2 separate regions of the Homo sapiens genome follow, and region 2 is linked to region 1. A link is an interaction called in ENCODE POLR2A ChIA-PET data of the cell type or tissue named here. Cell type or tissue: GM12878. All regions are shown on one strand. Links, peaks and the distances in the headings refer to the core of each region. The heading gives the core; the rest is flanking DNA. Region 1 has its middle 7.5 kb from the start of KDM4C. Region 2 overlaps GLDC (glycine decarboxylase).

What was found. ChIA-PET counts read pairs that join two places held together with the same protein. Peaks named below come from ENCODE experiments on the same cell type or tissue, not always from the same donor. Only the 100,000 strongest peaks of a DNase experiment are listed, where the experiment ranks them.
Region 2: POLR2A ChIA-PET joins it to region 1 with 5 read pairs; 4 of 35 experiments call an interaction of 5 or more read pairs at or near these places.

Annotation. Positions count from the first base shown.
Region 1 is chr9:6,748,304-6,752,699 of GRCh38, reverse strand. It overlaps a transcript of KDM4C not described here and the pseudogene SNRPEP2. Among named protein-coding and RNA genes, the nearest start is that of KDM4C, 7.5 kb to the left of the region's middle. RefSeq lists enhancers at 2,035-2,094, 2,105-2,194. In GM12878, for the core only: no CTCF peak of the experiment used is centred there; a DNase peak (open chromatin) is centred at 1,789; H3K4me3 peaks cover 1,438 bases; H3K27ac peaks cover 2,320 bases.
Region 2 is chr9:6,616,968-6,621,363 of GRCh38, reverse strand. It overlaps GLDC (glycine decarboxylase), which reads left to right. Exons shown (of 25, transcript NM_000170.3): 3 at 1,045-1,180. Among named protein-coding and RNA genes, the nearest start is that of GLDC, 27 kb to the left of the region's middle. In GM12878, for the core only: no CTCF peak of the experiment used is centred there; no DNase peak of the experiment used is centred there; H3K27ac peaks cover 608 bases.

The DNA of each region.
Region 1 (4,396 bases), core at 217-4,216:
TGAGCGCGGTGGCTTACGTCTGTAATTCCAGGGAAGGCGAGGTGGACGGATCTCCTGAGGTCAGGAGTTTGAGATCAGCCTAACCAACATGGTGAAACTCCGTCTCTACTAAAAATACAAAATTAGCCAGGCATGGTGGTGCATGCCTGTAAACCCAGCTACTCAGGAGGCTGAGGCAGGAGAATCGCTTGAACCCAGGAGGCGGAGATTGCAGTAAGCCGAGATCATGCCATTGCATTCCAGCTTGGGCAACAAGAGCGAAACTCCACCGGAAAAAAAAAAAAAATCCCTGGTTTTGAGAACGTTACCAATTTTTTGTTTTACCTGTTCCTCCTTAATTTTTTTTTTTTTTTTTTTTTTTTTTTTTGAGACGGAGTTTCGCTCTGTCGCCCAGGCTGGAGTGCAGTGGCGCGATCTCGACTCACTGCAAGCTCCGCCTCCCGGGTTCACGCCATTCTCCTGCCTCAGCCTCCCGTGTAGCTGGGACTACAGGCGCGCGCCACCATGCCCGGCTAATTTTTTGTATTTTTAGTAGAGACGGGGTTTCACCGTGTTAGCCAGGATGGTCTCGATCTCCTGACCTCGTGATCCGCCCGTCTCGGCCTCCCAAAGTGCTGGGATTACAGGCGTGAGCCACCGCGCCCGGCCATCCTCCTTAATTTTTAACTCAGGAATGTGACTTGCTTAATCTCTCCAGCAGTAGCTCCTTTGGTATCACAAACAAGAACCTAATTGTCATGGGCTTTCTTCTGCAGAACAAAATGTTGCCTTGTAAGATATTTTCACATTCTGTAGTTTACCTCAAATTTATCAAATTCACTGATTTTAATATTTCCCTTTCTCCCTACCTAATTGCTCTGATTTTTCTTTTCTACTCAAATTCTTCCAGAAGGTATTCTGTCTGATCAATGAGCTCAATTTTCAGCCTGCAGCTTTATAATACATTTTCTAGGGGCCTTGAGCTGACTATTGTGAACAACTATCCTGTTCCATCTTCCTTAAGTGTTCTGATTATGCATAATTGAGATCTCATCATTCAGCTAAAGTTGTAAGTGGCTTCTCTCTTCTTGAACTAATGTTAATATAGTTTGGGTCCTTGTCATATCCATTCCCTGTTGTGATAAATTGTAAAATGTAGCCACAAGATCTTCCCATGATCCTTTGCAATGTGACTTTGCCCTTCCTTCCATCAAGAGATCAGCTATATCCCCACCTGCTGAATCTAGGCTGATTATTATTATTATTATTAATTTTAAGACAGGATCTGGGTGTGTTACCCAGGCTGGAGCGCAGTGGTGCAATCTTGGCTCACTGCAACCTCCACCTCCCAGGCTCAAGCCATCCTCCCACCTCAGCCTCCCTAGTAGATGGTACTACAGGTGTGCACCACCATGCCTGGCTAATTTTTGTATTTTTTGTAGAGACGGGGTTTTGCCATGTTGCACAAGGTGGTCTCTAACTCATGAGCTCAAGCAATCCGCCAGCCTCAGCCTCCCAAAGTGCTGGGATTACAGGCGTGAGACACCATGCCCGGCCTAGGCTGATCTTTTGACTTGCTTTGATCAACAGAATGTGACAGAAGTGATGTGATATGACTTCCAAAGCTAGACATTAGATACATTGCAGCTTCTGCTTTCACTCTCTTATGATACGGTCCTGAGACTGTCATGTAAGGAAGTTCTTCTAGCTTACCAGAGAATGAGAGGTTTCATGAAAAAATAACCAAGGTACCCACCCAGTGGACTGCCAGCACCAGCTGCCAGATGGGTAAGTGAGGCCATCTTGACCTTCCAGCCCAACCACCTCCTACTGAATGCAGCCACAAGAGCAAGCCCAGGCAAAACCAGCAGTTAACTGTCAGCTAACCCAGAGAATAGTAAAAAATGATAAACCACTGCTGCTCTAAACCACTACGTTTTGAGGTTATTTATTATGCAGTAATAGCAGCTAGAACTGCCTTCTCTGTCTTTCACTTTCTGACCTTGTTGAGCCCCTGGCTCTTCATTGACTAATCCAGATAATACAATTTCTTTTCTATTACTTTTCTCCTCAGTGTCAAACTTAAGAGAATTATTCATAACTTTAGCATCATCGTTTTTATAATCAAGAGATTCTTTCCTCTCCTTTTGGAAACCTATGATGTGCTTTCAGTTGTTCCTGAACTTGGTGTTTTGGCTATTTCAACTTCCTATAAGACAGAAGCTATGCTTCACTTTCGCTTCAAGTGCTTTTGCCTCGTGAAGAGCTTTTTTTTTTTTTTTGAGACAGAGTCTCAATCTGTCACCCAGGCTGAAGTGCAATGACACGATCTCGGCTCACAGCAACTTCCACCTCCCAGGTTCAAGCGATTCTCCTGCCGTAGCCCCCTGAGTAGCTGGGGCTACAGGTGCGTGCCACCATGCCCAGATAATTTTTGTATTTTTAGTAAAGATGGGGTTCCACCATATTGGTCAGGCTGGTCTCGAACTCCTGACTTCGTGATCCGCCCACCTCAGCCTCCCAAAGTGCTGGGATTACAGATATGAGCCACCGTGCCTGGCCATGAAGAGCTGTCTTACCTCTAAGAAATTTTCTAAATTCTTGTTCATTATTTTAATATGAACTTAAACTTGTCTACAAATTGCCTTACATTTTCTTCTTGGCCTACACCACAGCAAGTACATTTTCCTCTGGCTTTAGGTTACTCTTTTTTTTTTTTTTTTTTTTTTTTTTTGAGAAGGAGTTTCACTGTTGTTGCCCAGGCTGGAGTACAATGGCACAATCTTGGCTCACTGCAACCTCCGCCCCCCTGGTTCAAGTGATTCTTGTGCCTCGGCCTCCCAAGTAGCTGCGATTACAGGCATGCACCACCACACCCGGCTAATTTTGTATTTTCAGTACAGACAGGGTTTCACCATGTTGGTCAGGCTGGCCTCGAACTCCTGACCTAAGGTGATCCTCCCACCTCAGCCTCCCAAAGTGCTGGGATTACAGGCATGAGCCACTGCGCCCAGCCAGGTTACCTTTTTTTAATTTTATTTTTTTATTTTTTTGAGACAGGCTCTCACTCTGTTGTCCAGGCTGAAATGCAGTGGTGCAATCATAGCTCATTGCAGCCTTGAATTACTGGGCTCAAGCAATCCTCCCGTCACAGCCTCCCAAGTAGCTGGGACCACAGGCATGCACCACCATGTCTGGTTAATTTTTTTTAATTTATTTTTTGTAGAGATGGGGTCTCACCATATTGCCCACACTTAGATGACTTTATTAGTGTTACCTGATTTTATCCAGCCCCATCATGAGAAAGATACATGTAGTCCTATTTTGTTGGCTGTTCTCTTCAAATTAGTTATTAGCTCATGAAACTTCTATTGATATCCTGACACCTTTTTAAGGATTCCTGGCCAGGCTTGGTAGCTCACGCCTGCAATCCCAGCACTTTGGGAGGCTGAGGTGAGTGAATCACCTGAGGTCGGGGGTTCGAAACCAGCCTGGCAAATATGGCGAAACCCCATTTCTACTAAAAATACAAAATTAGCCGGGCGTGGTGGTGCATGCCTGTAATCCCAGCTACTTGGGATGCTGAGGCAGGAGAATTACTTGAACCTAGGAGGCAGAGGTTGCAGGAAGGCGAGATCGCGCCATTGCACTCCAGCCTGGGCAACAAGAGCAAAACTCCATTTCAAAAATAAAAATAATAATAATAAGCTTGCAAGTGTGCTCTTTGTGAAATTCCACCATGGCATACAGTGGCCAGGGCCAGAAAGTGCAGAAGGTTATGGTGCAGCCCATCAACCTCATCTTCAGATACTTACAAAATAGATCGCAGATTCAGGTGTGGCTCTATGAGCAAGTGAATATGCAGATAGAAGGCTGTATCATTGGTTTTGATGAGTATATGAACCTTGTATTAGATGATGCAGAAGAGATTCATTCGAAAACAAAGTCAAGAAAACAACTGGGTCGGATCATGCTAAAAGGAGATAATATTACTCTGCTACAAAGTGTCTCCAACTAGAAATGATCAATGAAGTGAGAAATTGTTGAGAAGGATACAGTTTGTTTTTAGACGTCCTTTGTCCAATATGAACATTTATTCATATTGTTTTGATTACACTTATGTTTTTACAAGATGGCAATAAATGCTGTGGGATTGTTTGTATTAAAACTAATAATACTAATAATAATAATAAATCTTTTTTTTTTTTTTTCTGAGACGGAGTTTCACTCTTGTTGCCCAGGCTGGAGTGCAATGGCGTAATCTCAGCTCCCCGCAACCTCCACCTCCCAGGTTCAAGCGATTCTCCTGCCTCAGCCTCCCTAGTAGCTGAGATTACAGGCATGTGCCACCACTCCTGGCTAATTTTGTATTTTTAGTAGAGACAGGGTTTCTCCATGTTGGTCAGGCTGGTCTTGA
Region 2 (4,396 bases), core at 84-4,083, 130 kb after region 1:
ATGGTACAATTCCTGGTGGAATAATGTTCAATAAATGTCAAATGCTATTATTATTTTGTGATTATATGAATGACCCGAGAAAGGGTCCCACCTGCATCCAAGTACATTTATACTTCTTAATAACCAAAGTGCCTTCATGAGAATGCTGGTAGAAACTGCATAAGGGTGTGTTTTTTTGCTTTTGTTTTTGTTTGAGATGGGGGTCTCACTCTGTCACTCAGGTTTGAGTGCAGCGGCGCCATCTTAGCTCACTACAATCTCTGCCTCCCAGGCTCATGTGATCCTTCCACCTCAGCCTCCCAAGAATCTGGGACCACAGGTGTGAACCACCATGCCTGGCTAATTTTTTGCCTTTTTTGGTAGAGACGGGGTTTCACCGCCTTGCCCAGGCTTGTCTTGAACTCCTGACCTCAGGTGATCCGCCCACCTCAGCCTCTCAAAGTGCTGGGATTGCAGGTGTGAGCCACTGTTCACAGCCCTGCATGAGGGTCTTTGATTACAACTGATATTTTCTATTGTTGAGTGATGGCCTTTTTATAAGTTGCCCTTTCAGTGACACAAAGGAGGAATGTGCAACTGAGTAGAACAATTTTAGAGAAAATGTAGATTATGTGTTAATTAGACTGAAGCTGTGCCTACTTCCAGAGAGTATGAGGCAGTTTAGAAGGTAAAACACAGTATTTTACTGGGAGTAAGACAGAATTTTTATTTAGCGTATATACAGCAGAAATAGAAAGGGAACAGAAAAAGCCTGGAATGAGGCAAGTGTTAAAATGGGCAGTTCTAGCAAACAGAACCGAATAAGGAACAGTCAAAACAGTGATGGGGGGGCCAACCTTGAGGAGAAATTGAGTGTTGTTTGGGGACTTTTTTTTTTTTTGAGATGTCGCATACAGTACTTAGTGTTGGTTGGATGGATGACTCTTACATTTTCCATATAGTTATTCTGTCATAAATACTCAAACAAAATGAGGGATTTAAACTGTAATTAGAGCTCTTTTCTGAGACATCTGTCTGTAACATTTCTCTTTTTCCCACAATTAGGTGAAAATGAAATCCTTGCAACTCTGCATGCCATTTCAAGCAAAAACCAGATCTGGAGATCGTATATTGGCATGGGCTATTATAACTGCTCAGTGCCACAGACGATTTTGCGGAACTTACTGGAGAACTCAGGATGGTAATGTATTTCTCAGTTCAGGAACAGGATGACTGTGATTTGCATAATTCTCTCCATCCTCCATCTGTCCCCTTGCAGTCTCAGAGCCTCCACACTGACACCCACCTCCTAGTGCTGTCTCCAATGTCCGGGAACCTACCGGGTTTCTCTGGATCGAGAAATGTTCTTGCTCAAATGTTGAGGAAATAGAAGTTTCTTCCCACTTCCAGTCCCATAAAATCTACTAGGATGCTAAATTGTGGATCTGGTCATCTCTTCCTCTTCTGCAGCTTAATTTCTGTGCTGTATTTGAGTAAGATGTGAAACCTGCAGGTGGGCAGATTCAGGCCTTTACTCCTCCTTGGAGACCCTGGGACATAGGCTACTTCTGAGCTATCTCATTGAGTCATTGGTGGAGTCTGGGAGAGAATCTTGGTCCACTGTCTTCTCTCAGGATTCCCCGCCTACCACCCTGCCCAGACGGAGTCTTGCTGTGTATCCCAGTCTGGAGTGCAGTGGTGTGATCTTGGCTCACTGCAACCTCTGCCTCCCAGGTTGAAGCAATTCTTCTGCCTCAGCCTCCCAAGTAGCTGGGATTACAGGCACCCACAACCACCCCCGGCTAATTTTTGTATTTTTAGTAGAGATGGGGTTTCACCGTGTTGGCCAGGCTGGTCTCGAACTCCTGACCTCAGGTGATCCGCCCGCTTCAGCCTCCCAAAGTGCTGGGATTACAGGCATGAGCCACTGCGCCTGGCCCTTCTGTCAGGATTTTTAAGGGGGACAGATAATTGTGTTCCCTTCCCCTCCCACCCCCAAAATTTTTGATTCACAACTGACTGACAAAAAGACATGGTGTTGGAGATCATAATATCAGCTTTATTGCTAGCACTTTCTAGAGAAAGAGAACATGTGCATTCTGTAGACAGGCTCTTCTAGAAAAGATATGAGAGAGGCCTGAGCTATGCATGCTCAGTTACTTATTCCAGTCTTACCTCAACAGTTAGATAAGTCACTCCTACTTCTTCTTTTTTTTTTTTTTTTTTTTTTTTTTTTTTGCCTGAGACAGAGTCTCACTCTGTTGCCCAGGCTGGAGTGCAGTGGGATGATCTTGGCTCACTGCAACCTCTGCCCTTCGAGTTCAAGTGATTCTCCTGCCTCAGCCTCCCGAGTAGCTGGGATTACAGGTGCCTGCCAGTGTGCCTGGGTAATTTTTTGCATTTTTAGTAGAGACGGGGTTTCACCATCTTGGCCAGGCTGGTCTTGAACTCCTGACCTCATGATCCACCCGCCTTGGCCTCCCAGAGGGCTGGGATTACAGGCGTGAGCCACCGCGCCCAGCCAAGTCACTCCTACTTCTAGGGGTGTGTGTGTGTGTTCATCTGTGTCTGTCTCCTGTCCACTCTGGTCCTCACTGATTGTGTGGTGTGTGTGTGTGTCTGTCCATCCATGTCTGTGTCTCCTGCCCACTCTGGTCCTCACTGATAGAACAACACTGAAAGCATTTCTCCTGCATTTGAGAAAATACTTCTAGTCCACTTCCATGCTATTTTGTTGTTTTCCATTGCTGTTTGCTGTATGATGTAAAGAACCAAAAAGGCCAGGCATGGTGGCTCACACCTGTAATCCCAGCACTTTGGGAGGTTGAGGCGGGTGGATCATCTGAGACTGGGAGTTTGAGACCAGCCTGACCAACATGGAAAAACCCTGTCTCTACTAAAAATACAAAATTAGCTGGGCGTGGTGGTGCATGCCTGTAATCGCAGCTAGTTGGGAGGCTGAGGCAGGAGAATTGCTTGAACCTGGGAGGTGGAGGTTGTGGTGAGCCAAGATCGCAGCATTGCACTCCAGCCTGGGCAGTTAAGGACATCTGCCTCTGCTGTTCACTGGGATATAATGTCTAACTGTGGAGGAGGAAAGGTGGGGACTCCTAGGCTCTTTTTTCCCATCTTTTTGGATTGGTGCCATTTTATACACCAGAAACACTGAGTTGAAATTTTATTTCAAATGATGAATTAGTCTTAAAAGGAAGACATCTTATTTGAAAATATAGGTGTCCACTTTTCATTTCCAGCATGGAAACAAATCAGACATAGATGGAGTATGGTGATAATTCCTAGGTGATTTTTTAAAAGTTAGTTTGTGGAAGAGGTAACTTTAATTTCTAGCAGGATCATCATGACATGAGGACAGAGTAAGTGGTTGCCTCTGCAATTCAAAGTATTCCTAGCAAGGGGCACAGATTGGCTTTTAGATTAACATATGTAAAAACCAACTTTACTTAAGGGAATGCAGGCTTCACTAAGTGGGAAATCATAAGTTGTACCAACAGGAGCTTTTGAAATACCCAAGTACATGCTCCCAATCAATGAGTGTTAACAATTTGATAAACACTTTGCATCTTTGTCTGCTTTTCCATCATTGCAAATGTAATCCTGGTGGGTGCATGTGCTTTGTCGTAGATGCAATTATTTTTATCATATCATTATAGGAGCCAGATCTCTCAGCACAATCATTCCAGTATTGCTGTCCCTGTACATAACTCTTAGTTTCAATATGCTCCACTTTATTAATAAGGGGACAGGAAAATCAAAGAACTAGTTTCTCTGTAGCGTCTGTGAATGCGTTTGCATTGATGAAGGCTTCTTTTTCATTGTGGTATTGGTAAAAATTTGAATGGTAAATTCCAAGGTTAATTTCAAAAGAAAATGGCCTGTTTCTCTTCCCCCTTAAGAAAAGCCTCAAAAGTACATGAACGGGCTGCAGCATTCCAGCCATCTGAATACTGGCCAGCAGCCTTTGCTCTTGGTGGCCATAAAGAATATTCACCATATTGCTTTCTGGCTGTGGGCGGATGTTAATTTACCGTAGGAGCAGCCAGTGTTTTGAGAAGGAGATGATGTTGTCCTGTACTTTTCATTTACTTTTCAGGTGCATTTTAAATACTATTTCTTTCTATTCTCTGAAAGCTGATCTGAACCAGAGAGTGATATTACACCCCACCAGCGCTGATAGGGAGGGCTGTGCACATGTGGGTGGTAGATTTCACATTATCATCCTTCTGAATGGTTTCCATAGAGATGGAACCAACAAATTCCGGAGACGTGAGGGGAAAATAAATGGATGACATAGCCTCGAAAGAAAACAAACATTTGGGCTCTTGAAAGAAAATTTACATCAGGTCTAGAATTTATTTTATGGGTTTCACTATTCCAAATTTTCAACTACTGATAACAT